2 separate regions of the Mus musculus genome follow, and region 1 is linked to region 2. Evidence: chromatin loops called from intact Hi-C (ENCODE). Cell type or tissue: gastrocnemius. All regions are shown on one strand. Links, peaks and the distances in the headings refer to the core of each region. The heading gives the core; the rest is flanking DNA. Region 1 holds the start of Gm32789 (a long non-coding RNA gene). Region 2 has its middle 9.3 kb from the start of Gm32733.

What was found. A loop is a pair of places that touch in the nucleus more often than their neighbours do. Peaks named below come from ENCODE experiments on the same cell type or tissue, not always from the same donor. Only the 100,000 strongest peaks of a DNase experiment are listed, where the experiment ranks them.
Region 1: a loop joins it to region 2, with 1.9 times the contacts of the local background. A loop is called at or near these places in 2 of 42 quality-filtered maps.

The regions. Positions count from the first base shown.
Region 1 is chr15:97,061,266-97,073,700 of GRCm38, reverse strand. The region is part of intron 1 of Gm32840 (a long non-coding RNA gene); the gene reads right to left. It overlaps Gm32789 (a long non-coding RNA gene), which reads right to left and starts at 6,514. Exons shown (of 4, transcript XR_875625.1): 1 at 6,441-6,514; 2 at 5,007-5,135; 3 at 4,683-4,787; 4 at 4,381-4,577. In gastrocnemius, for the core only: no CTCF peak of the experiment used is centred there; no DNase peak of the experiment used is centred there.
Region 2 is chr15:97,110,806-97,123,240 of GRCm38, reverse strand. No RefSeq gene overlaps it. Among named protein-coding and RNA genes, the nearest start is that of Gm32733, 9.3 kb to the right of the region's middle. In gastrocnemius, for the core only: no CTCF peak of the experiment used is centred there; no DNase peak of the experiment used is centred there.

The DNA.
Region 1 (12,435 bases), core at 3,040-11,039, 51 kb after region 2:
CAAAGATTTGCCCCAGAGAGACAACGGCCTGGGAATACAGAGACAAAGACAGGAGACAGAGGACTAGAGCAAAGGAGAAGGGAAAGGGTGGGGAGGGAAGCAGGGATATTTGTTCCGGAGGAGGACAAAGGACTGCCACTCCTTGGCCCACAGGCAAATGATGGTTTGTTTACAAAGGTAAAAGAGAAGGTGGACAGAGGCTGTGTGGACAATGGATCGGAGGGGAATCCGTGTGTGAGATTTTGGTCAAGAATCTAGTTTTGTTCTGCTGGTTATTATGAGGAGTTGAATTTAAATGTCATAGATCAATTTGTTTGACAGAAGAAATTTCTAGACAGGACACCATTCTGCCTGGTGCCGAGGAAGTGTCTGGGAATGTTAATGAGACCAACTTCATGGTAGAGGAACTCCTGCACTCCACGAGGGCAGGAATGTGTCCTGAGGGCAAAACCCCACCTTTGGGGCTCCTTCCTGATGGCCCAAATTCATATCAGAAGAGAAAGCCTAAACTGAAGGATCGCCGTGTTTGAAAGCAAGCGCCCAGGAAAAGGTTTCCCCAGGTTAGCACTGTGACCCCGAAGGGCTAGGCTACATCTCAGCTGGTAGCAGAATTTGGCAACATTACCCACATGGCACTGGCATGACAGGCATGGAAATGTGAGATTGGAGAGGTCATGGGGACTTTCTGCATAGTTTCAGAGCACGGCCAGGAAGGAATCCCTGACGGGCCACTGCATGAAGCTGTGAAGGGGAAGTTATAACCCAGGTTCCTGATGTTAGAGACCCTGGAGCCTGGGGTGCCTGCTGGGAAAAACTGAAGGCCTGACAGGAAGGCAGGAAGTGGGGGGGGGGGGGAGAGGAGGAGGGGGAAGGGAAGAGGTGTTGGGGCTACCTAAGCCTTTTGGGGCTCTGTTGATTCCGTTATCCACAATGCCAAAGGGAGCCTTAGCATCTGGTGTTTTCCCTGCTAGATTTTGGGTTTTCTTTGGGGGTGATATACTTGCTTCTATGACCCATGGGTCTATTTGACCTTTTATTTATAAGTCCATTAGTGCTTGTTTTATCAACCTACAGGGAAGAAGGGATCCATCAATGTTGTGAAAACAGTATGACTGAAAACAGGTCTAGACTCCGTGTGCCATTCTTGTCAAAATTCCAGCCACGGTCTTTCCCGGAGTAGAAAATACAATCCTAAAATTTTATGGAAGCAAAACAAAAACAAAAACAAAAAAAACACAACAAGACAAAAAACCCAAACCAACCAACCAACAGACAACAACAAAACAAAACCCAGTCAACCAACCAACCAAAACCAAAAAAGAAAACCAAAATGCAAACCCAAAACCCCCAAACCAATCAAACAAAAAGACCCTGCAACCCTCAGGGTCAGAGTCGTCACAGTCTGACCTCAGACTACACTACAGAGCCACAACCCTGAGGACAGACTGATATGGGCACAAAAATAAACATGGAAGCCAATGGGACAGACCAGAAGACATCCATATAAACCCGCATTGTCTCACTAGAATCCACTTAAGAATAATATGAGTTTAAGGAACTTAGAAATTCACCTATGGCCGGGCGGTGGTGGCTCATGCCTTTAATCCCAGCACTTGGGAGGAAGAGGCAGGTGGATTTCTGAGTTTGAGGCCAGCCTGGTCTACAAAGTGAGTTCCAGGACAGCCAGGGCTACACAGAGAAACCCTGTCTCAAAAAACAAAAAAAAAAAAAAACCAAGAAATTCACCTATGTATCTATAATGAGCATCCCATTTCTTCTTTCCTCTCCTCTTTCTCCTACCTGTTTGACCCCCAGCTAATTTATTATTATTATTATTATTATTATTATTATTATTATTATTATTACTCTGTATTAACTTGTCTTTGTAGTAAATTCATAGGATGAAGGAGGATAGAAATGCGTATAGAGGATATTATATTAATCATATTTCTCAATTCAAGTTCTCTTCATCCCTTACTGGGGTTCTGAGTTGCTGTCTGGAAAAATAAAAAGCTGTATAAAGCTTTTCTCCCAACCACTTTCTTTGTGCTGTTTTGCCAAACATATTATTTTTCTGTGTGTTTTTAAATATACAGACTATGTTTTATACAGGATTATACAGAATAAACAACATCAAAGATATTGTTACTACTGTCTTTTAGTCAGCTAAGAAAGTATAAATATGTATTTACGCTGTCCTTTGAAGGTGCACAATTAAGCCCAGTATCCAAGTGTAGAATGTATGTGGGGGTGGGCCTTGCATTGAAATTTTAGTGTTTTGGGCAGTAATTACTCACTTAATTCCCTGGCAATGTCTTTATTTCACCTTTGCTTTTGAAAGCTACTTTGTTTGAACATTAAAATCCTGGTTGAAATCTTTGTCCTTTGAGAACTCTGGCTGTGCATTGCTGGCTCTGGGTACCCCTTGCTTCAGGTATACAACAACGGGCTCCTTGCTCTCCCCACCCCTTTCAAGCTTCTAGGATTCTTTTGAAAACCGTGATATATGTTCATGTATTCCCTACACTAATCTTAGCGGCCTGGAGTTAAAGGGTCCTGGCTTTTATTAATATTTTGAAGTTGTCAGTCATAATTCGTCCAAGTATTTTTCTGTTTCGTTCCTGTCCTTGGTACTCAGTTACACGTGTGCTTGCTTAGTGGTGCCCCGCTTGTCCCCGAGATTCTGGTCATGTTTCCTCCCACCCACATACCCCCACATACCATCCTATGGTATCTTTATCACCATACGGCATAATCTTTACCATCAATTATCAGGCTTACAATTCTTTACTTGGCCTGTTTGAACCAACTGTTGAAATCTATTGACTTTTTGATTCCTGTCCTCAGACCTCCTGCCTTCCAATTCCCAGTCCCTTTCAGAGGTTTACATCTTTGCATTTATAATTTCTCTTTCCTGAGCCGTGGCTACTGTCTCTATCTGTTTCTTCATTCCTCTTAGTCAAGAGGCTGGAATGTGATTGTTTCAACTTTTTGTCACACAGTCTCCTCTAGTCCTTTGGATACATTTGCGACTGGACTGTTCAAGTCTTTGCCGATGTACAGGAAGCCACATGGAGCTGTGCTGAGAACTGTTCCCTCTTCTTCTCCTCATGTATTTCTCATACTTTGTCTTTGCAGAGCTCAGAACTTATTTCTGCTAAGCTGGAGATTTCAGGTGGTGGCTTAGGACAGTATCGAGGCTGCAACCAATTAAAATCACCAGCGTAGCCGGTCTTGAAGAAGCATCCTGATTGTCTTGATTGGATGTGGAGAGACCCACCTAGACTGTGGGTGGTACCTTCTGAGAGTCCCGGTGAAAAGGGTGTGGAAGAAAGACGTCATCACTCCTTTGGCTTCTCAGCCTTCCCTCTTGCCACCAAGCCAGTCTGCCCCTTTGCTGCTGCGGACTGAACAATCCCAACCCCCACCACAGTTGTCAGCCAGCCTCCCTCTACTCAGAAGCAGCCATGGTGGGACTACTCGGCTGCTGAGGAACCCAGCCTCCAGGATTGACTATCTTACCAGGTTCTTGGCTCTCAGGTCTGACTCTGCTGTTGTTACTATGTTAACGCTGATTAATCAATTTTTAAATTTGTATTAAGTGTATTAAATATCATTAAACACAAATGTATGAAATTCTATATCTATCTATCCCACTAGTTTTGACCCTCTAGAGAACACAGCACTGTCCCCTTTCACGTGGTTTGCTCATTTGTGTAGTGACTTGGGTGGACCTTTTGGGTGTGTTCTGTGTTCACTTGCAACAAATAAGAATCACCTGTGTAGACAGTCTTACTTGAAGACGCATCCTGGTTGCCTTGATTGGATGTAGGAGACCCACCTGGATTGTGGGTGGTACCTTCTGAGAGTCCGTGCAGCGTAAGCTCTGACTCATTTCTACAGACACCATGTTGGGAATATGGGCACCATGTTGATCGCACATCCACCCTGGGATGGGATGGTTTTCACAGAGCTCTCTTTGTCTCTTTCCCCATCAACCTGTGAAGTTGTCTGCCCAGCTGATATCAATCACACCCAGGTGTTAGACTTCTCTAAGGTGCGGCTGGAGGCTCAAGTTTGACAACACCCAGAGCAGACCTTGTTGCACACGCTCAAGTTGTATTTAGAATGGAAGTCTTTGAAGCCGACTTTTGAGGGTTATTTAACCAGGGAAGCTCTGTCTTAGCTTTCCCTTCTCCGAGAAAACCATCAGGTCTAGAGTTTAACATGTTGCATTCACGTATCTACCTCTCTGCCACATAAGCCCACGTAACCACGTAAGCCCCAACTCCCACTGCTCCTGAGAGTAGGAGTCAAACTTCTCTGAAGTGTATTTTGGAGATTTTTAAATTTTTATTTTATGTTAAGAATGTTTTGCCTTCCTGTACGGAAGTGTACTGCGTGCCTAGTGCCTGTAGAAACCGGAAGAGGGCGCCGGATCAGCAGGAACTGGAGTTACGGAGGGCGTGACCATCAGGTAAGGGCTAGGAACCATTCCTGACCGTCCATAGGAGCTGCCCCAGAGTGTGGCAGGTCCTCAGTCTTCTAGTGGCCCGAAGGCTCCCGTCAGGCCCCACCTGTTAACGTTAGAAGAGGCCTTGACACGGGCTTTTAAAAGACATTTCCAAATCTAAACTCAAGCAGCCGCCATAGTTTTATTGCCGTAGATGGTCAACACCCACCTGCTACCATGTGGTTAAATCATCCAAGAGGAGAATGCTCACAGTTGATCAGTGGATCTTTGGATCTGTGGGTCCGTGGATCTGTGAATCCGTGGGTCTGTGGATCTGTGGGTCAGATGCTTTATAAGGCCAAAGTGAATTGTCCCTCTTGAATACGTTTGTAGACAGAATAAACAGGAGGTTTTATTTTAAACTACTAAATTTGGAAACACAGAAGTGTCTTACTAGGTAGCCACAGAAAGTAAGAATATTTAAGAAACTCATTCACTCCACACCCCGCATGGCTCTTCATGAACCACCTTTCCTTAGCTCTTCCGTCCTCACCCTTCTTCGTTTATCTGAAGCAGCTGTACAGAGCAGGAGCTCAGAGGGAATCCGAGGATGAAGATGATATGGTACGTCGGCCATATCTACTGCTACATCATGGGTGGCTGCCGAGTGGCTTGCCTTTCTCTGGAATTGCAGAGATGGGTGAATACTGATGATTACCAAGGAAGATTATAACCACTTCCGCCAAAGAATAACCAAGAAAGGAAAAATCATATGTCCTCCGCAAAGAAAACCAGGAAAACAAGATCGTAGTTTGATTTCTTGTTTGTCAACAGGTTCCAATGGCCTCTAAGAGCACAGCACTTATGAATTATAAAGTCACACCTGCTAACGAACGGTGTGAACGGTGTGACTTTAGGTTAGTCTGATTCTCACAGACCTTATTTTCTTCACCTGTAAATGATGGGCTGAGCAGGAATTGTTTCCAAGACTGCTTCCTGCTCCAGTGTGTACACTTTTTGAAAAAAATACCACTAGCTCCATCACTAGCGAATTAAGTGGATATCTGCAGGCTGTGTGCTGAAATTAAAAGGATAAAAGAGATGTGGTCTCTTAATGAGTTCATAGTTATTAGTGATACATAGGTAAGTAACCATGATGGCTTAAAACATGATGTTAAATATGCACAGAACTAATTATAGATATGATCCAGTTGTTTGCTCATGTCTCCCAGGAATAGTGTCATACAACAAGAGCCGGTCCCCAGGAGCTCACTTTATAACAGTCGTTCCCATAATAGCCTGCTAACTATACCTGTCTCAGAGAATTAATCTGCCTGTCACACAACCTCCCCCTGAGAGTCTCCTCTCACAATGGCTCTGCTGGGTACCAGGTTTCCAGCACATGAAATCTGGGGAACACACTTGAGCAAAGAGTCACCAGTCTTGTTACTATAAATTATTGCCTTCTGCCTTGTGAAGCAAGCCTTCTTTCCTTCCCGGGCTTTACAGACATGTGCTCTGGAAGTCTTTATCAGCTTTATACTGTGTTGAAATTGTTCCTGATCCACACTGTATCTTGGATGACAGTCCACAGGAGTTGAACCTCTGAAATGCTCTGCAGAGCACGCAAGCAGTTCAACAGGCGGGAAACTGTCTTTCCCAGGCAGTCCAGCTGGTCTGAGCCAGACAGCTCAAAACTGCCTCTTGCAAGTAGCCCCGTGTTTCTTCTAGGCAGCTCGTCTAGTCTGAGAGTGTCTCTGAGAAGTCTTTACTGCTTCTAGGCTTGGGTGGAGGGCTTTAGTGTATCTGGTCAGTTTCAGAGACTTCCTATTGAGCGATTGAGATGGTTATGTCCTGACCTTAAGCAGCTTCCCTGTAGGATTGGAATCTCTCTCTCTCTCTCTCTTTCTCTCTCTCTCTCTCTCTCTCTCTCTCTCTCTCACACACACACACACACACACACACTTAGAACATCATATTGCTTTACCTCCCTTCTAAAAATATTCTTCATCTCGAGCTTTTTTCCAAAGCGGAAGGTTTTCATCTCAGAGGAAGTTGCTATGCAGCAGCTCTGTTTTGTTGCAGGACATCCCCTGCCACTCTGAGCCTTATCTGGATGACCCTCACAAAAAGTCAATACTATCGGACTTCCCAGACTTCCACAACTATGAGCTAAGTAAACATTTTAAAAAATCTAGTCTGTGGTATTTAGCCGTAGCATCAGAAAAAGGACTAAAACACCATGCACTTATGATACGCAAGCTACCATTTTATTGTATGTTAGGTATTTTTAAATTCTATACATGACAGCCCCGTGAGGTACATTATTGGCACCCTAGGTTTATTGCTAAGAGCCTGTAGGACAACTTGCTTAGGTAGTAAGTGATGGGACCAAGAGTGGGCCCAGGCTGTACTCCCCTGAGCCCCGTGCTAGTGAGTTTAGATGAAGGGTCTCCAGGATGGTCATATTCGAGGAGGTTCCTTTTAAGTTAGGAGATGAATATACTTGGTTTAAAAGCAAGGGGGAGGGAGATGTTTAAAACATTAAAGTCATTGTGATATGACAGATAGTGTTAAAGGATTATGTGGGGTTCTGTGTGGGTCTCTGTTCATCTCAAAAATGAAGGCCAACAAAGGCCAAGACTCATGAACCAGGTCATTATAAAATCAGTCACATAGGAGGTACCCAGGCATCTCTTGATGGTACCCACGTGCTGCTAGCTTGTAGGTACTTGTGCTATTTAGTATCATCAAAGATGGAAAGAAAGGATGTGCGTTAAAGCACCCTGGGAGGGACAAACTACAGGAATCCATTATTATTATTATCATCTGTAAGTGGTTCAGACTAGAAAAAAAAGATGTCTCCACCACAAGCATTCCTTTACCTTTCCAGCATCATAAATGGGCTCCCCTTTCACCCCTGTTCTGTGTCTCTTACTTTCACACTCCGTCATCATGGTGACAAAGCTTTTCCCATGTGTATAGTTCCATTGTCAGATCATTAAGAGATCGATCCTGAGATCTGAAGAGTCCTGGTTTTAGTCTGAAGACGTCTGGGTGTGTGTCACAAGAGACAGAAAGCATTCCTTGGGCTGGGAACCCAAAGTTGCATCCTGTTCTGCTGTCGTTTGATGGGAAAGAAGCAGGCGCCCTGTCTTAGTGGAGCCTCCTCTGTCTGGAGACGACCCAGCTGCGCCTCTCCACATTCAGGATTCCTCCGGTTCCATACTGGCCCGAAGAAAACCTTCCTCTAGCTCAGGAGAGTACAGCACTTGGATGCACAACTTTATCCTCAGTTCACCTCTACTTGGTGTGACTCAGGGTATCTATCTATCACTCATGGCTGCCAGGCTCATAGGCAGTGGGCTCGTCCATCATGTTTGTGCTGGGATTCCAGTAGAAAAAAAGTCCCCTGCTGAAGACAGGTTTATGGAATACGTGTGAAACTCCATCTGTTTACTTTGCAAAGCAGAAGGTAAAAGCAGACCACCTTGTTGATGCCTCAGGCCCTTCCTCTCCCCTCCAGTGTGAGAGGCAGCCTTAGTACTTTCCCACAGAAGCAGGTCGCTGAGAAGACAGCTTGAGAATTCCCTCCACAGGGTTGGGGCACTTTACTGCATAAGGCTGGGTACTTTATTACACGTTATCAATAGGACAGACCTCCAGATAACCTCTTAGTACAAAATCATGAGATTTTACTCCAAGGCCTTAAGAGTGGGAACCATTGCTCCTTGGAAGCTAACCTAAAAGTCTTGAGGAAGAAAAAAAAAATTACTCTCCTATTCCCCATAGTGTGATATACCCTAGCCCAGCATGGACTCAATAGAAAGCTCGCTAGCAGCATGGGGCTTGGATCTTGCAGCTGTGATCTCAGCCGTAGCCCCTTTCTCTCCTTTATACCAGTAAGTTTCTGTCTTTCCCTTACATGGAAAGCACTTGTGGAGGGAGGGGGTTGGGCAGAGGGAAGGAGAGGGTGGAGGAGGCAGAGAAACAAGGAACTGAAAGGTCTGTCCTCCCTAAAACTTCAGCAGCCTTCCAGGTCATGGCAACTTGGGAGGAAACTTGGAAATCCCTGCACGTGGAAAGATGGTCCTGTCCATTCCCCCAATATTTGATTTGCTGTGCTCAATGAGAAGCGAGAATATAGGAAGAGAAACTTAGATGACCAAAACTGGTCTGCTGGTGTTTTGGGGACATTCTGGGTGTCCCCTTTAGACATGCTCAAAAACTAATTGAAAGTGCTTTAAAAGTGCACCTAGGTTGAAAATTTTGCATATCTGTGTTTATAAGTAAAATGATGTTGTTATGTCTTTCTATACCATATAAAACCACCATCATCTATTTTGTACACCATATAAAAATACCAGCCTACATTCACTTTGAGCTTAGATACAGGAAAAGTGTTATGTATTAGAATAACTAGGCAGTACAGAGTCTTAAGTGGTATTTGAACACTTAAAACACTGTTATTGGCCAGGCAGTGGTGCCGCACGCCTTTAATCCTAGCACTTGGGAGGAAGAGGCAGGTAGATTTCTGAGTTCGAGGCCAGCCTGGTCTACAGAGTGAGTTCCAGGACAGCCAGGGCTACACAGAGAAATCCTGTCTCGAAAAACCAAACCAAACCAAACCAAACAAAAGAAAAAAACCACCAACCCCCCCCCCAAAAAAACCAACCAACCAACCAAAAAAAAAAAAAACCCACATACAAAAAAAAAACAAAACAAAAACAAACAAAAATGACTGTTATTGAAATTTGAATGACAATGTGCTAATAAAATTTCAGTTTTCATGAAGTATCTCCAATATGAAGTTGTTCTAACCAAAGTTCACTTAGTCATTTAACATCTTCCACATTATCCTGTCTCTTCTGTTTGTTGTTGAAACAGGCAAAAACAATGCACACTAATTTCATTGACTATATAACACAGCCGTTCTCGGAAAGGGAAAATGGAAATGAGCACTTTCGTTGCAACTAATCAGGGTTCTGTTTCCTTCAAGGTCATTTCCTCCTTGGGCTGACGTCACGAGAGGCAATCTTCCCTGCAGTGTGCTCGGGTCATGACTTGCACTGGCGGTGGCAGTTGGACAGCTGGACGTTATGGCTCCCACCGCGCTCGGACAGGCTCCCTCTCCACTCAAAGCTGCCTCTTGAAGTTATCAAAAAAAAAGAAAGAAAGAAAGAAAGAAAGAAAGAAAGAAAGAAAGAAAGAAAGAAAGAGAAAGAAAGAAAGAAAGAAAGAAAGAAAGAAAGAAAGAAAGAAAGAAAGAAAGAAAGAAAGAAAGAAAGAAAGAAAGAGAAAAGAACAGTGCCACCTCAGGCTAGGTGAACCCCACCTTCAGGGCTCCCTCCTTGAGTCACTTGGATTCTCAGAGTTGACAGTGGGTTACTTTCTTCATAGTTTTCCTTTGTCCAAATCCTTTCTCTGTAGCTTGCCCTGGACCCAAGTATTCTTGGAGGTACCAGTATCCTCCCCTCGACCCCTGTTTCCAATGCCGTAATCTGAGGGCCGTATGAGGAAACACTCAGGTACAACATTCCTCCCCTGTCTCACTCCACCCACTGGAACTTCTGAGTTCATCCTAGAGGCCCCTAAGTCATACCCCATGCTAGAGCCTGCAGCTCACTTATACATAGCACGATATCACCAGACCCTTCTGGTTCAGTGTCTGCCTCCACCCTAGTTCTCGTCCCCTTAAATTTACTTCCTCAGGGGATGAGCCTGATCTAGATACTTCTATTCTTAATGGTAACAAGAGCCACTTAAAAGCCTGCTACAGTTTGTTTGTTGCTGGGGGCTCCCATACAGACTTTAATTCCTTAGGCCTACGGCAAGAATAAGGAGTGTCTTACCCTCGCATTCAGTCAGGGAGAGAGCCTGCTTTTCAGAACTGTGACTTGTTCAGGCCAGTTGGCTCCAGCCTGTTGAGTGAAATTGGTGGATCTGTCTCAGGAGGCTCTGTGACAGCTTAGTGAGAAACAGAAGGATTTTTTTTTTTAGCACTCGTAAACAGGAATGAACCCCCAAACACCAAGAGCCCAGTTAAACCTTGGTCAGTCATTATGATTGTGAGGGTCTTTGGGAAGGACTAAAGCGGACTTCCCAAACAGGCCCCTGGCAATAGGAGAAGTTCAAGAGGTAAAGATGGTTTCCAAGTTTGATGGTGCTTTAGGTCAGCAGTTCTCAACATTCTTAATGCCGCAACCTTCTGATACAGCTCCTTGTGTTGGTGCTACTTTTAAGAATCATGACTTAAACATCTGACATGCAGGATACTGACATGCCACGCCTATGAAATGGTTGTTCGACCCACAAAGGGGTTGAGACCTACATGTTGAGAAAGGCCTGCCTTGGTTTGATGGTGGTGTGGTAGTGTATGTAACTAAAATACAGACTCAAAGGCCACAGTTCAAATCATTAGTCAAGCAACTCCTTCAGGATGGAGTCCTGGGGTTTTACTTCACTGAGTGGTCTAGATGACCTCCGTTTGCCCTGTCAACGGTTGGAGACCATAGTGTTTTGTACATTTCTTCCCCAGCTGTTTGAAATTCCATAGAGATTCATTTATTTTGTGGTCTATAAAGCGATCTTATTTTGCTGTGGTAAGTTACAGGCTTTCCTCAGAAAGCAGCCTTCTCCTAATGTCAGACAACATCAGCTACAGCAACTGTGCTTTGGGGAAGGTTATGTTAGGTGTGTTCAGAAATATCCTCCATGAGGCAGTTTCTGTCACATCCCTTCCTGTCTACTCTTTAACCTGGGTCTCTCAGCTGTCTCTTTCCTTAGCACACCTAATTTCACACACCTCTACTACACTGCAGGTGCTCTAGGACAAAGGTGACTTATTTGTTTCTGTCTTAGACAGTCCCCAAATTGTTACTTAATCAACAGCAGGACCTTGATCTGTTTGCCACTGAGTGTCAGTGGGTCTCATGCCTTGCCTCTCAGCAGGTTCTGTACAGAGAAGAGGGCTCTATACAGAGAGAGAGAGAGATGAGAAGGTGAGATCATAAGACTGCCATCTTCCGCAGGGTGAGAGAAAGCTAAAGACATCACACAGGTATCTGCGTGGCTGTGTTTTTCCCCCACTAGGGTCTACCCTATAGGGGCAGAGCCTCGTCTCCATCAGGAGAGTTTGTAGGCCTCCAGGATATATATCTTTTCAAGGCTTGCTCCGTAGGAAGGAGATCAGGAAAAGAAGTCTCGATGGGCTTTGGTACTGGTGGTACCTTATGGCTGCCTGCCCTAAATATTCAATCTACCTAAAAAAAAGCGAGTTTGTGATAAGATGGCAAAGGGGTGGCTTTGTTTTGGGGTTAGAGATTCCATATCTGGGCAGCATAAAGCAGGCCATTTATTTTCATGTTTCTTCCTTTTTCTCTGCCCTGCAACACGAGGGTCTCTGTAAACACCAGAGCCGGCAGAGTAAGGATCCATGTGAGGTGAGAAAGAAATTAGTTCAGAGAGATTCAGTAGCTGGTGTTGGTTCAAACCTCTGAACAACAGCTTTCAGACCCTGTGGGTGGGGGTCGAGTGACCCTTTCATGTGGCTTGCTGAAGACCACCAGAAAACACAGATGTTTACATTATAATTCATAACAGTAGCAAAATTATAGTTATAAAGTAGCAATGAAATGATTTTATGGTTGGGGGTCACCATGACCCAAGGAACTGTATTAAATGGTTGGGAGCTACTGCTCTAGAGTCTGACACTGGATAGCTGATTTCAGGCATTTTTAAGCACAGTCCAATTTGGGGGGGAAAATTTCCTGGTATAGCGCAATCCCATGTGCGTGAGGAGGCATAATTTCAAAACTTCTCAAAGTGCGTGTTATTTCTGGCATGAAGACGGGTAGATGGGCTCCAAAGGTAGATTTCATCTTAAGAGCCTAGAGGAGGTCTCAGTCATGCATTTAGTACAGAGGTCATCTGGGCCACTAATCACCTCCAGTCCCAGCTGTGGGAGCTTAGGGGGAGCCAGG
Region 2 (12,435 bases), core at 1,882-9,881:
TCTTTAATAAAGTTCACAGATAGAACCACGTCTGTACAAGCCTGCTTTTATGTGGACTCCAAACTATTTTCATTTATTTTCTGTTAATTTTCCAAGTGAACAAAATAACGGGATTCATGATACCATTGTCTGCATACATACGTGTGGTTCCTGGTGGAAATACTGCATGTTTTTAGGTTAGTGATTGTTTTCTATTGCATTTTCTTCCTTGGTTTAAGTATAAAGTACCTCCCCTTGGAGAAGGAAGGATGGGCAAAAGGCACACAAGGTAGAAATGATTCTAAGAACTACTATATGCCATTCCCTAATGTGAGACTCAATGCAGTGTTAAATTTAGACTGTGGTTGTGATGTGTGATGTCTTTGAGAGGGTCCCTGGGAAACTAGGAGAGAGATGTGCGCTGAAGGGAGAGAGAGATAGTTCATGTGGGCGTCGATGATGTCCCCCAGCCCCCACGGGGCAGGCAGAGTGAGGAGAGAAGGAAAGGGGGGATTCCTAGATCATGGCCAGAGAAGATTCTGTGTGGTTGGAGGAAAGCTGAGAACCTGACATGCTATTAAATTCAGCAGGGGAGAGAATGTTGAAGGGCAAGCCTGAGGTCCTGAGGGTCCATCCTGAGATCTGACAGGAATGGCCTGAGGAGTGGCCTCAGGATCAGTAATGAAGAGCTTGTGGTCACGCTGGCCAACAGTGTCCCCACCAGCAAGCTCATGCAGCCAGAGCAGTGTATGGGAAGGAAGGGAGCAAATGACAAGGGCACATGGTGTCAGGGAAAGCCATGACCTTCCCACAGACCTTCCCACATTCCTGGCATGTCACAGGGGTGAGAAAGAAACTAGCAAGCTCTCTGGTCTGGTTCTCACGGAGAGCCTACGAAGGTGACGCAGAGGCAAGCGGAAGGTTTTCAGAGGTAGACGTGTAAGGAGAATATTTAAAATACTGGAAACCACCCAGTTAGAGGTATAACTGGGACAGTGTGTTTTCATCAGCACATTAGAAAAATTAGGTAAGGTTTAGCCCAGGCACTCAAGAAAGGGAACTCTGTACACAGGAAACTTGAAGATGGAGCCCTGTGACTCGGTGTCCTTCCGTGTCATTTAAAGACCTCCCAGTCCATCTCATCTTCAGAGCCCTTAACAGCACCACAATACAAACACATCATCCAGATTCTCTTCTCACACAGCTGAACATGTCAAGACGCTCCCACGCCGGAGCACCGATCTCATTGAAACTCCCTTTGAGGCAGCCTTGGGAGCTCTTACGATTTATTCCAGCCTCTACTAACTTGCCTTTCCATCTACATATCCATGGGGGCAGAGACTGGGAACCACCTAATACAGTGTGCAACATATATATATGTGCAAATATATATATATATAACATATATATTTTAATTATTTATTTATTTATTATGTATACAGCATCCTGCCTGCCGGCCAGAAGAGGGCACCTGATCTCATTACAGATGGTTGTGAGCCACCACGTGGTTGCTCAGAACTGAACTCAGGACCTCAGTGTTCTTAACTTCTGAGCCACCCCTCTAGCCCCCATACATCAATTTTATTTGGGTTGAGTTCCTTGGGACAAGTCCAATCTTTGTCTCTTCAGGGCATCTCCGACATCTTGTCTTTTTTTCTCGACCACTTGACAAGCTACCAACAGCAAACAGGAGCAGACACCAGCAGGCAGAACAGCCACACCCCTTTCTTTTCCCAAGCGCAACCTTTTCTCTCCGGGTTCTGGCATTCGTTCCCTCTGCAGAACCCTCAGTTAAACTATCCCAGGTTGGCAAAGATCGCGCCCCTCCCAGATCTTGCACTGGAAGCACCCAGAGCAACTAGTCGGCTGCTGGGGACAATCTGAAGCAGCCCCATATATCACACCTGGGATTAAAACAAAAATGTGTTTCCATAACGTAAGTGGGATTTTTTAAGACACCAGAAATCTCACTCCAGTGGGTGGAGCGGTTCTCTTTGCTCTCATTGGCTGTCGTCCTCGGTATCTCTCTTCTGATTTCATATCACTCAGTTTCCAGCCTTTTCAACATTTCAGATTTTTTTTTTGAAAACTTTCATTTATGTTTGTCCTCTCTGTCATTAAAGTTTATTTTTGAAAATAATCTATGAAAACATCAATAAAGAAGAAGGAGGAGGAGGAGGAAGAAGAGGAGGAGGAGAGAGATTCTTGATTGTACATCTGAACATGGGTTTACATACATACATAAAAGTACTCCATCTACTGTGGGAGGTGACACACGCCTTTAATCGCAGGGGCAGAAGCAGGCAGATATCCGGGAGGGCTGGTCTACAGAGAGAGTTTCAGGACAGCCAGGGCTACATAGAGAAACCCTGTCTGTGGGTGACGTCTGAAGTAGCTGTTTGGTTTTCTAAAGCAAAATATTGCAGACTATGCGGCTTATGAGCAAGAGATCTTTATTTCTCAACATTCTAGAGGCCATGGAGTCTGAATGTGCTGAAATATCAGGGGCTTATTTCTTACATAATATGTCTTTACTTTCCTGCCTTGGTGGAAGGGGCATGCTACCTCTATGGTGTCTCTTAGTAGGCCATTTATCCCGCCTGTGAGGACAGGATTCTTATGGCCTATTATCTTCTAACTCATTGATTGCCTGATGCTCCCATCATGAAGGTCAGGATTTCAGCATGTGAATTTCAGAGTGTTCGGCCTGTCATATTCTTCCCATGATCCCCAAATTTCATGTTTTTGTCCCAGCAGCCTTAAAAGTATTAACTCATTCCAACATCCGATCAAAACCCAAAGTCCACAATCTCTGCTATCATGTCAGTCAGACGTGAGTGAGACAAATGGGGGTTTGGTTTGGATCTGAAGCACACTTCAGCTACGAATGTGTGAAACCAACCGTGCTGCCCGTTTCCAAACTACAATGACAGGAGAGGCCAAGGACAGAAGGTCCCATTCCCCACAGGAAGGAAGAAAGGAGGGGCCAGATCCCCTAAAGACCAAACCTCACTTTTCATGAAGTGTCTTGTTTGGCTCTGTACTCTGTTTTCTAGGGCCCCTGGACCTATCCCTGTGCTAGGTCCCTGTCCCACGGCTTTGGGCAGCTGGCCTCCTGCAGCAGCTGGGCCAGGTTCTCATGATGTAGCAGTTATGAAGAAGCAAGGAAAATAATGTTATGGTTGGGGAGGTCACACAACACGAGGAACTGTATCAAAGGGTCACAACACTGGGGCGGTTGAGAGCCGACGCTTTAAAGACTTTGAAAGGTATTCTCTGAGAAGACTAAAGGTTTCTCTATGGTCCCTTCTCCTCCACATTCACTGTCTTTTCTATCCTCTCCTCTCTCACCTCATTTCTTTCTTCTCTCCTAAATCTGACTGAAATTGCCTTTTATTCATGGCAATAGAGACCTTTTCTAATATGCACCAAAGACATTGCCAGGCATCACCATTACCCAGTTCTAGAGCCTTCTCCACATTTTTAGGTATTTGTTACATCATCCGTACATTTCTTAGTAGCAATTTTCTGTCTTAATCTGCGTGAGTTGCTATAATGAAATAGGCTGGGAGGCTTACAAGTAACATCAAGCCATTTCTCACAGGTCTTTGGTAGAGTTGGTACCTGGTGAGGACATCTCTTCACTGCCCTCACATAGCAGAAGGCTGAGGGATTCTGGGGCCCTTTGGTCATGACATCACCCACATGACTCATCACTTATCAAAGGCCCTGCCTTCTTGTTCTGCCATCTTGAAAGTTTAGACTTTTGCATGGGTTGGGAAAAAAAGGAAGAAACATTGAGATGATGTCAGTGGGGGGAACTGAGATCATGGGTCTCTTGCCTTTTATAGGGGGGTAGAGGGGGAGGGGGAGAGAGAGAGAGAGAGAGAGAGAGAGAGAGAGAGAGAGAGAGAGAGAGAGAATTTGACTGAATTAATTGTAGAAAACTAAGGATTCCAAAATTGTGGGTGTTGCTTGCCAACATAACCAGGTGGGGAACTCAGTCAGTTTTGCAGATGTTCAAACTCAAAATTTCAAATATTCCCATATGTGGAAATAGCCAGAGATGAGGGATTTTTTTCTTCTTCTTCATTTTGTGCCTGGGTCTTTTGGCAGGACTATGGCCCCACCTGCCAAGTTTGTGAGCCCAAAACCTTATTTATTATGAAAAGTTACTGGGCAAGAGTCATCCCCAGCTCATCCGTGGAACAACAGATTGCTTGCAGGGTTTCTCTTCCACCCTACCTCCATTCCCCGGGGGACTCTGCCTGACCCTGGTGTGCACCCAGCTTTTCTCCTTCCCTTGGACACTCCTAGCCCCCCTAACCCTATTCCCATTCCCTCTTGTCACCCCCCAATACATAGAAACACTTTTCACCTGGGACCCACAGTGACCACACCTGGCAGGGAAGGTGAATTGCTCTGTCCTTCTGTCCTTCACTACCTCTCTCTCTCTCTCTGCCCCACCCCCACCCCCAACCTCAACCCTATAGCAATAAGCTTACTGCTGCCCCTATTCCTTCCTCAACGCCATCATTGGAGACCCTGACTAATTTTTCCAACTCAGGGTCTTCTTCAGTCTTCCACCCATGTTTCCACGGATTATTCTTTGCTTTACTGAAACCTCCTTCCCACTTCCCACCACACCATAAGCTCCCCGGTGACACAACCTCTTGGTGTGGATAGGATCTCTAAGGTCTTTCCTGATGCCTCTCTCATCCTTTTCCTCCACTGCTCTCTGCTACCCACAGGCCTGCAAAAGCACTCTCTGTGTGGCCACCAAGAGCCATCACACTCTCCTAAGATCCCGAGAGGGCAGCAGAAATCAAGGAACAGGGTAAAAGTATCTTTTATTCACCAGATGAAAATGTTGTCTAGGAGGCTTACTGATGAATTAAGCTCACCCTTTCTAGCTCTTTCTGAATTCCGAATGGCTGGTTCAACTCAGCTGTTCTGGCTCAAACTCTTCTCCAAAACTCATCTCAAACTAGGACACAAAGCAAAAGTCCCAACAGTTATAAGAAAACTCAAATAACACCCTGCATCCTATCTGGATATGAAGGATTAATGCTGGTTATTAACAACAATGGAAGATATTCAAATTCATAGGAACTGAACTACTCATTACTGAATGGAGAAGGGATCAAGGCAGAAACTGAGAAGGGAATTTAAAACAGTTTAGAATTGGATGAAAATTAAAATACAACATACCCAAGCCTATGGGACACAATGAAGGCAGCTATAGCTCATAGCACTAAGTTGCCTACATTAGAAGAAGAAGAAGGAGGAGGAGGAGGAGGAGGAGGAGGAGGAGGAGAGGAAGAGGAAGAGGAAGAAGAGGAAGAGGAAGGGGAAGGGAGGAGCAAGAGGAAGAGAAGGAGAAAAGAAAAGAAGAGGAAAGATTTCATACTAACAACTCAATGGCACACTTGAAAAGTCTAGAGCAAATGGAAAAATTACCACCCAAAATGAATAAATGGTAAGAAATGAACTCAAGGCTGAAATAGCATAGACAGATCAATAAATGTAATTCACCATATAAACACACTGAAAGACAAAACCACAGGATCATCTATTAGATGCAGAAAAGGCCTTTGACAGAATCCAACATCTCATTATAATAAAAGTCCTGGAGAGACTAGGAATACAAGGGACATGACTCAGTATAATAAAGGCAATATACAACATGCCCACAGTCAACATTAACTTAAAGGGAGGAGAAACTCAAAGCATGTCCACTAAAATCAGGATCAAGACAACAGATATTCAGTATAGGACTTGACATCTTAGCAAGAACAGTAGGATGACAGAAGGAGAACAGGGGATACAAATTCCTTCCTTCCTTCCTTCCTTCCTTCCTTCCTTCCTTCCTTCCTTCCTTCCTTCCTTCCTTCTTGCCTTCCTTCCTTCCTTCCTTCTTGCCTGCCTCTCTCTCTCTCTCTTTCTTAATTTTTCTTTCTCTTTTTCATTCATTCATTCATTCATTCATTCATTCATTCATTCATTCATTCTCTGCTTTGAGAAACTGTTTCGCTGTGTAGCCCTGGCTGTCCTAGAATGTAGACCATGCTAGCCTCAAAGTCAGAGATCTGCTTACTGAGTGCTAATATTAAAAGTGTACACCACCACCCTCTAGCGTACAGATATCTTTATATATGATTTTATATACAATGGACTGTCAAAACTCCACCAAGAAACTTTTACAGCTGATAAACACTTTCATTGAATTAGCAATTAGATACAAAATTAACACAAAACCCAGTAGCCTTCTTATATACAAATGGCAAACAGACAGAGAGACAAATCAGGGAACAACACCTCTCACAACAGCCTTAAAGAGTACAATATTTCATTGCAACCCTAACACACAACTGAAAGCCTTGTATAATAAAAACATGAAGACATTTGAAGAAAGAAGCTGAAGACAATATTAGAAGATGGAGATATCTCCATGCTCATGGGTTGGTAGGATTAATACGGTGGACATGGCTCTCCTACCATAAGCTATCTACAGATTCAATGCAATCCCTATCAAAAGTCCGATACAATTATTCACAGAAATTGAAAGAACTCTTTTCGTCTTGTTTGGGAAACACAAAAAGCTCTGAGGGGAGGGGCTTGATGAAGACACCCCAGTTTGGACTGAGTGTTCCGAGGTCTCTCACACTTTTGTGGCAAAAGATATCTAGCTGGGGCTTTGTCGCCACCTTTATTTGGTGATTTCACTTATATCTTTCATGTAGGTATATATTTCAAATAGTTTTTACTGTAGTAGGTCTCCATATGACTTGTCAAATGACCCTTGCTGTTAGCTGTCCCTCCCTCCCTCACCCTTACCCATCTCTTCCTAACCCTTCTTTTTTAAATCCTCCCACCCCAGTCTTCCCTGTCCCTAAATATTCTGCTTCCTCTTCCTTCCTCTCCTCCCCCTCACCCCCTACCCCTACCCCTAACCGTTGTGGTTATATAGATCGTAGTATAACCATTGAAGGATTAAAAGCTAACATCAACACAAGCACATACAGATCACATTTGTCTTCTTGAATAAGAATGATTTTTTTTATATACAATGGACTGTCAAAACTCCACCAAGAGTTTATTTTATTTTTCTAGCTTCATTAATTGACTGTGATTTTACTTTTTTATTTTATTTTTATGATTTTTGTTTATAAAATGGAATGATGTTCTATTGTGTAAGCATAACACATGTGTATTATCTAGTCTTCTGCTGGGACATCTAGGCTGTTTCCAGTTTCTGGCTGTGCTGAAGAGCAGCAATGTACGTGGCTGTCCAAGTGTCTCTGATATAGGACGTAGAGTCCCTTGGGCGCATGCTATCCCGTGAGTGGGATAGCTGGATCTTAAGGTAGACATATTCCAAGCCTCCTCCACCACACTGAGTTCCATAGTGGATGAACAAGATACCTTCTGCTACAAACTGCACCAGGAATAGGTCGCATATACTTGAGTTGTTTGCCAGAGGGGGTCCAGTGGAAATCCCCAAACTCATACCATGGCCAAGGCTATTGGTGGCTCTCCATAGCTGATCAGTAAACATGGAGAATTTGAGCTGGTAACTAACTAGAGCAGTGACCCTTGGCGGCAGTGGGAGGAATGGGGAGAGGGTGCTGAAAGACCCTTTCACAGGGTTCACATATCAGATACCTACCTATTAGATATTTGCATTATGATTCATAACAGTAGCAAAATTACAGTTAAGAGGTAGCAACAAAAAGTAATTTTATTCTTGGGGAAGTCACTACAACATGAGGAGCTGTGTTAAAAGGCCACAGCATTCGGAAGGTTGAGGACCCCTGAACTAAAGCCTTCACCCCTCCTGACTAGTCTTCAGGGTACTGAAAGGTGCTTTGCATTCTTCCAGAGGAGAAAGGAAAGCAGCAACCCAACTTAAGCCCTGAAATCTACAATGGTAGCCTGCATGTGTCATATGCTAGTGTAATGGCAGCAGAAATGTGGAGGCAACCAGCCAGGATTTGACGGGATTTATGGTTCATTCCATGAGATAGAACCCACGCCTGACCTGTTCCAGCATCCAAGAACCAGAAACTAGATAGGCCACCACCTGCAGGAAACTATTACTATTCTTCTTCTAGAAGAATGTAGCTATAAAATGACTCCTAATAACACTGGGCTATATCCATAGAGCAGTGTCCCACTTAGCCATTCTCAGAGACATTTCCTCTTGCAACAGATGAAAATCAATACAGAGACTCACAACTGGAAAATGTGCAGAGAGTGAGAGACCTTGGAACACTCAGTCTCAAAGCGGGTGTCTTCATCCAACCCCTCTCCTCAGGGCTCAGGGAACTGTGCAGAAGAGGAGATTAACAGACTGTAAGAGCCAGGGGAGATGGATCATCTAAGAAAACTGTGTCTTCCAGATGCAGCAGGACTGCGCACATATGAACTCACAGAGACTGCAGCAGTATACACAGGGCCTGCACAGGTCCAAACCAGAGAGGTCCCTCTGGTGAGAATGGAAAGTTGACATGCGCTCCCATCACTAAGCAAGAAGCTATCCTCAACTGACATCTACTTACAAAGGAAAAGTTTGTTTTCTCCAATGGAGTCTCACTGGGCATTCAAACCACACTGGAGGCCGGTCCCTGTGCTCAGCAGTCGATGGCCAACACAAGGCCAGCTCAGTGGCTTTTTAGGAGATTATTTTTCGTGTAACACTATCTTGGTGCAGTTTTGGTATAGTCTTGCTTGTGTGATGTGGTCCCTGACTTTGTGCTTTTAAAGCTTTTGCTTTGTGTAGGTTGTGTGCTCTTGTGTGTTTCTTATGCTCTTTCTTTCGTTTAATTAACTAATTAAAATTTCTTTGTCCGTTTATTTTCTAAAGAGAGAGAGAAAGAAGGAGTGGAGTTGGGTGGGTGAAGGGATGGAAGGACTTGGAAGAGATGAAGGAGGGAAAACAATCAGAATTTAAAACAAGAAAATTATGTGTGGTTTTTTTTTAAAGCTCTACACAAAGAGACTGCAGTAGACAAAGCTTCTGTATGTGTCACAGATGAACCCTGCTCTCTTTCCTGGAGAAGAGGAAGGTGTGCTGAAGGCAAGACTCCACCATCGAAATTTAGGCAAAGGGTCCGAGAGCAATGACTAAGTATATAAAGCTAGCTTTGGTTATAGATATGTAAATTCAATCTTGTGTGCGTTAAAGTGGCAAAAATAATTTTTGCATTGCAAAAGAATCCGTGTGTTATTCCTTTGAGGAAGTAATTGTGAAAATTGTCTGCTCTTTTTAATTCCACTGGCCCTTAGGCCAATAGGAATTAATACACTCCTCACCAGATATATTCGTTGAACTGGTCCACTTAGAAAACGTCACTTTTTCTCAAATTATTTTCTGAGGTAAAGGATTTCTATAACCAGACTTTTTTTTTTCTGTTTCCTTCTGTTTAAAGCTAAAGCATATCATTCCATTATCATGACATCATATAACAAGTTATCATATAACAACATTCCATTATCATGATATATAACAAGCAAAGTTTACGGCTACACATTAAAAATAATTCTCAAAGAATCCATGAGTAGTAGTGCTTTTCATTGTCAAATAAGCAACCAGTGTTGATAGCACCCCTGTGACTGGAGTAGAAATGGAGACACAAAGAGACTAAGAAATTTGCTTGATGCATACATTGCAGAAGATGGCCTTGTCATGCATCAATGGGAGGAGAGGTCCTTGGTCCTATGAAGGCTCAATAGATGCCCCAGTGGGTGGAGGAACGCCCTCATAGAAGTAAGGTGAGGGAGGATGGGATGGGGGGTTTCGGGGAGGGGGACCAGGAAAGGGGATAACATTTGAAATGTAAATAAAGAAAATACATAATAATAATAATAATAATAATAATGATAATGATAATGATAATGATAATGATAATAATAATAAATCTGCTTGAACTCACTCGGTTCCTTCTGAATGGCAGCTTGGACTTAAAGCCTAAGTTGCCCACGATCTTAAGCAAGCTCTGCAGTCACCAGCCATGGCTGCTCTGATACGCAATCAGTTTACAAACACTTTTGTTGTTGTTCATACTTGGATGAACAGTGACAGTGTTATATGTGTCTGGTAGTCAACCAAATCTATTCAAGAGTCTAATTTATGAATGCCTGAATGTGGACTGTGGGTGTGCTTGCACACACATGTAACGTTTGGTCCTGAGTCAATAACCATAAAGTATAACTTGTGTTTGAAGGCTGAGCCTTGCCAAATTCCCTGCATCTGTAATAACAAGGCCTGGAATGCTTTGTTAAGCCTCCGGGCCCACTCCTCCCCTCCTCTCTAATCCCTTACCACATAAGGGGATGACTGTCCCAATGTCCCATTTCTAGATGCCCACCAAGTCCTAACTCCCATCACTTCTGCACTGGAAAGACCTTTATGCTATCTCGTCGTTCTTACGAATCTGCTGCACACTGATTCTATGCGCATCTTTCCAAAGCGTGCTGAGCATCACGTTAAATCACTGTGGAACTGGAGAGACGGCTCAGCCGGTAACAGCAGTGCTTGCGGCTCAAACACGGAGACCTAAGTTTAGATCGGAGCGTGATATAAAAAGCCAGGTGTGTCCCAGGGCTTGTCACCCAAGTGCCTTGTGGGGGAAATGTAGGAGGGTCACCGGGGCTCACTGGAGGTAATGAGAAACCTTGTCTCAAAGAAATAAGGCAGAAGCCGGGCAGTGGTGGCGCATGCCTTTAATCCCAGCACTTGGGAGGCAGAAGCAGGCGTATTTCTGAGTTCGAGGCCAGCCTGGTCTACAGAGTGAGTTTCAGGACAGACAGGGCTATGCAGAGAAACCCTGTCTTGAAAAACCAAAAAGAAAAAAAAAAAGTAAAGAAAGAAAAAAAAATAAGGCGGAGAGTGATAGAGGTGTACGTTGCCTCTGAATGTGCTCACAGGTCCACACATGTGTTTGCAGAATCACACATGCGCGCGCGCACACACACACACACACACACACACACACGAGATTTTTTACATTGGACCCTACATTTTCTAACAAAACTTAATGCTGTTCTGTTTGGATGGTATCCCTGAATCCCGTTTTCTCTCTGTGCATCTTTGGTCTTGTTCACCATAAACACTCGCCACCCCATGTGATCTGGAATATTATCAGCCCCTACTCGGGGCTCTCGCTGCTGAGCTCTCAGCCGCGCCAGTGTATGAAGTACAAGGCTCTGCTTCTGCTTCCGCTTTCCTGTGGGTCAGTACCCGCTCTACCTTCCAAACAAAGCCCTTGCTGAAATTTAACTGTCAGTGTGAGAGTAATGGGTGGGGACATGAGAATGTGGACCAGGCTTTGCTTTGCCATGTGTTTAATGTTATACAGGGTTTAAGATACCCAGAGTTCATTCTCTCTTCTCTCTCTCTCTGTCTCTCTGTCTCTGTCTCTGTGTGTCTCTCTCTGTCTCTCTGTCTCTCTCTCCCACCCCCTTCCACTGTGCTGATGTAGAATAAAGGCTTTTGCCAGATGCTGATGTCTTAATCTTTTTAGCCTCTAGAGCTGAGAGGAAATGAATTTCTGTCCTTTATAAATCACCCAGTTTCAGGCTTTTTTTTTTTTTTTAATAGCAGCTCTAAATGGATTCAGACAGTGGCCAACATGTGTTCCAGATTTGTTCAAAGACCTTTGCAGAGCTTTTCCTGACACTGCCAGCCTTACTGCCATTGCTGGGAGGATGGCTGCCTCCTCTTACGTTATTCACTAAGACTCTCCCTGTGCAGCAGAGCCTAGTTTGTACCTTTAGTTTCTCCAGCACCAGCCCCTCGACCCCCCAGCATCTAGCACACAGTAGGTCCTGCACAGATGCTGCTGGGGAAACTTGTAACAAACTCAGGACACACATCTTGGAACAGCTGCCCTGCCTTCGTTTAGCACTTCTACTTTCTGACTCACTGTTTTTCCCTTTCTACTGTTTTATCCCCATCTCCTTGTCCAGCATGATGCTGGAGGTTCTTGGGTTACTCCAAAAAAAAAAAAAACAAAACAAAACAAAAACAAAAAACCGCACTTGGGATCCGCTGGAAGTGAACGGAATCTGCTCCTGTTGGGGAATTCAGAGCCCTAAAGGCATACTTAAAAAGAACAAAGATCCCTCAGTTCTCTCCCCTATGCCAGGTCCCTAACAAGTCCACACTCTGTGAGAGGAGATGGGGTGTGGATATGATTTGCGCAGGTAGCTGGGTCCCCAGTGCGGTGGTGGTGGTGGTGGTGGTGGTGGTGGTGGTGCTGATGCTGGTGCTGGTGGTGGTGCTGGTGGAAGTGTGGAGGCTTTCAGAGGTGGGGCTGTAGTTCTGAGGCAGAGCACTTGTCCAGCAAGTTCTGCTATATATGCCCAGTGCCGTCTACAAAACAGAAACAGAAACAAACCAGCCCGAAGAGAACAGGCCATAAGGGCTCTACTCCGTTAAATGGATTCATGCCA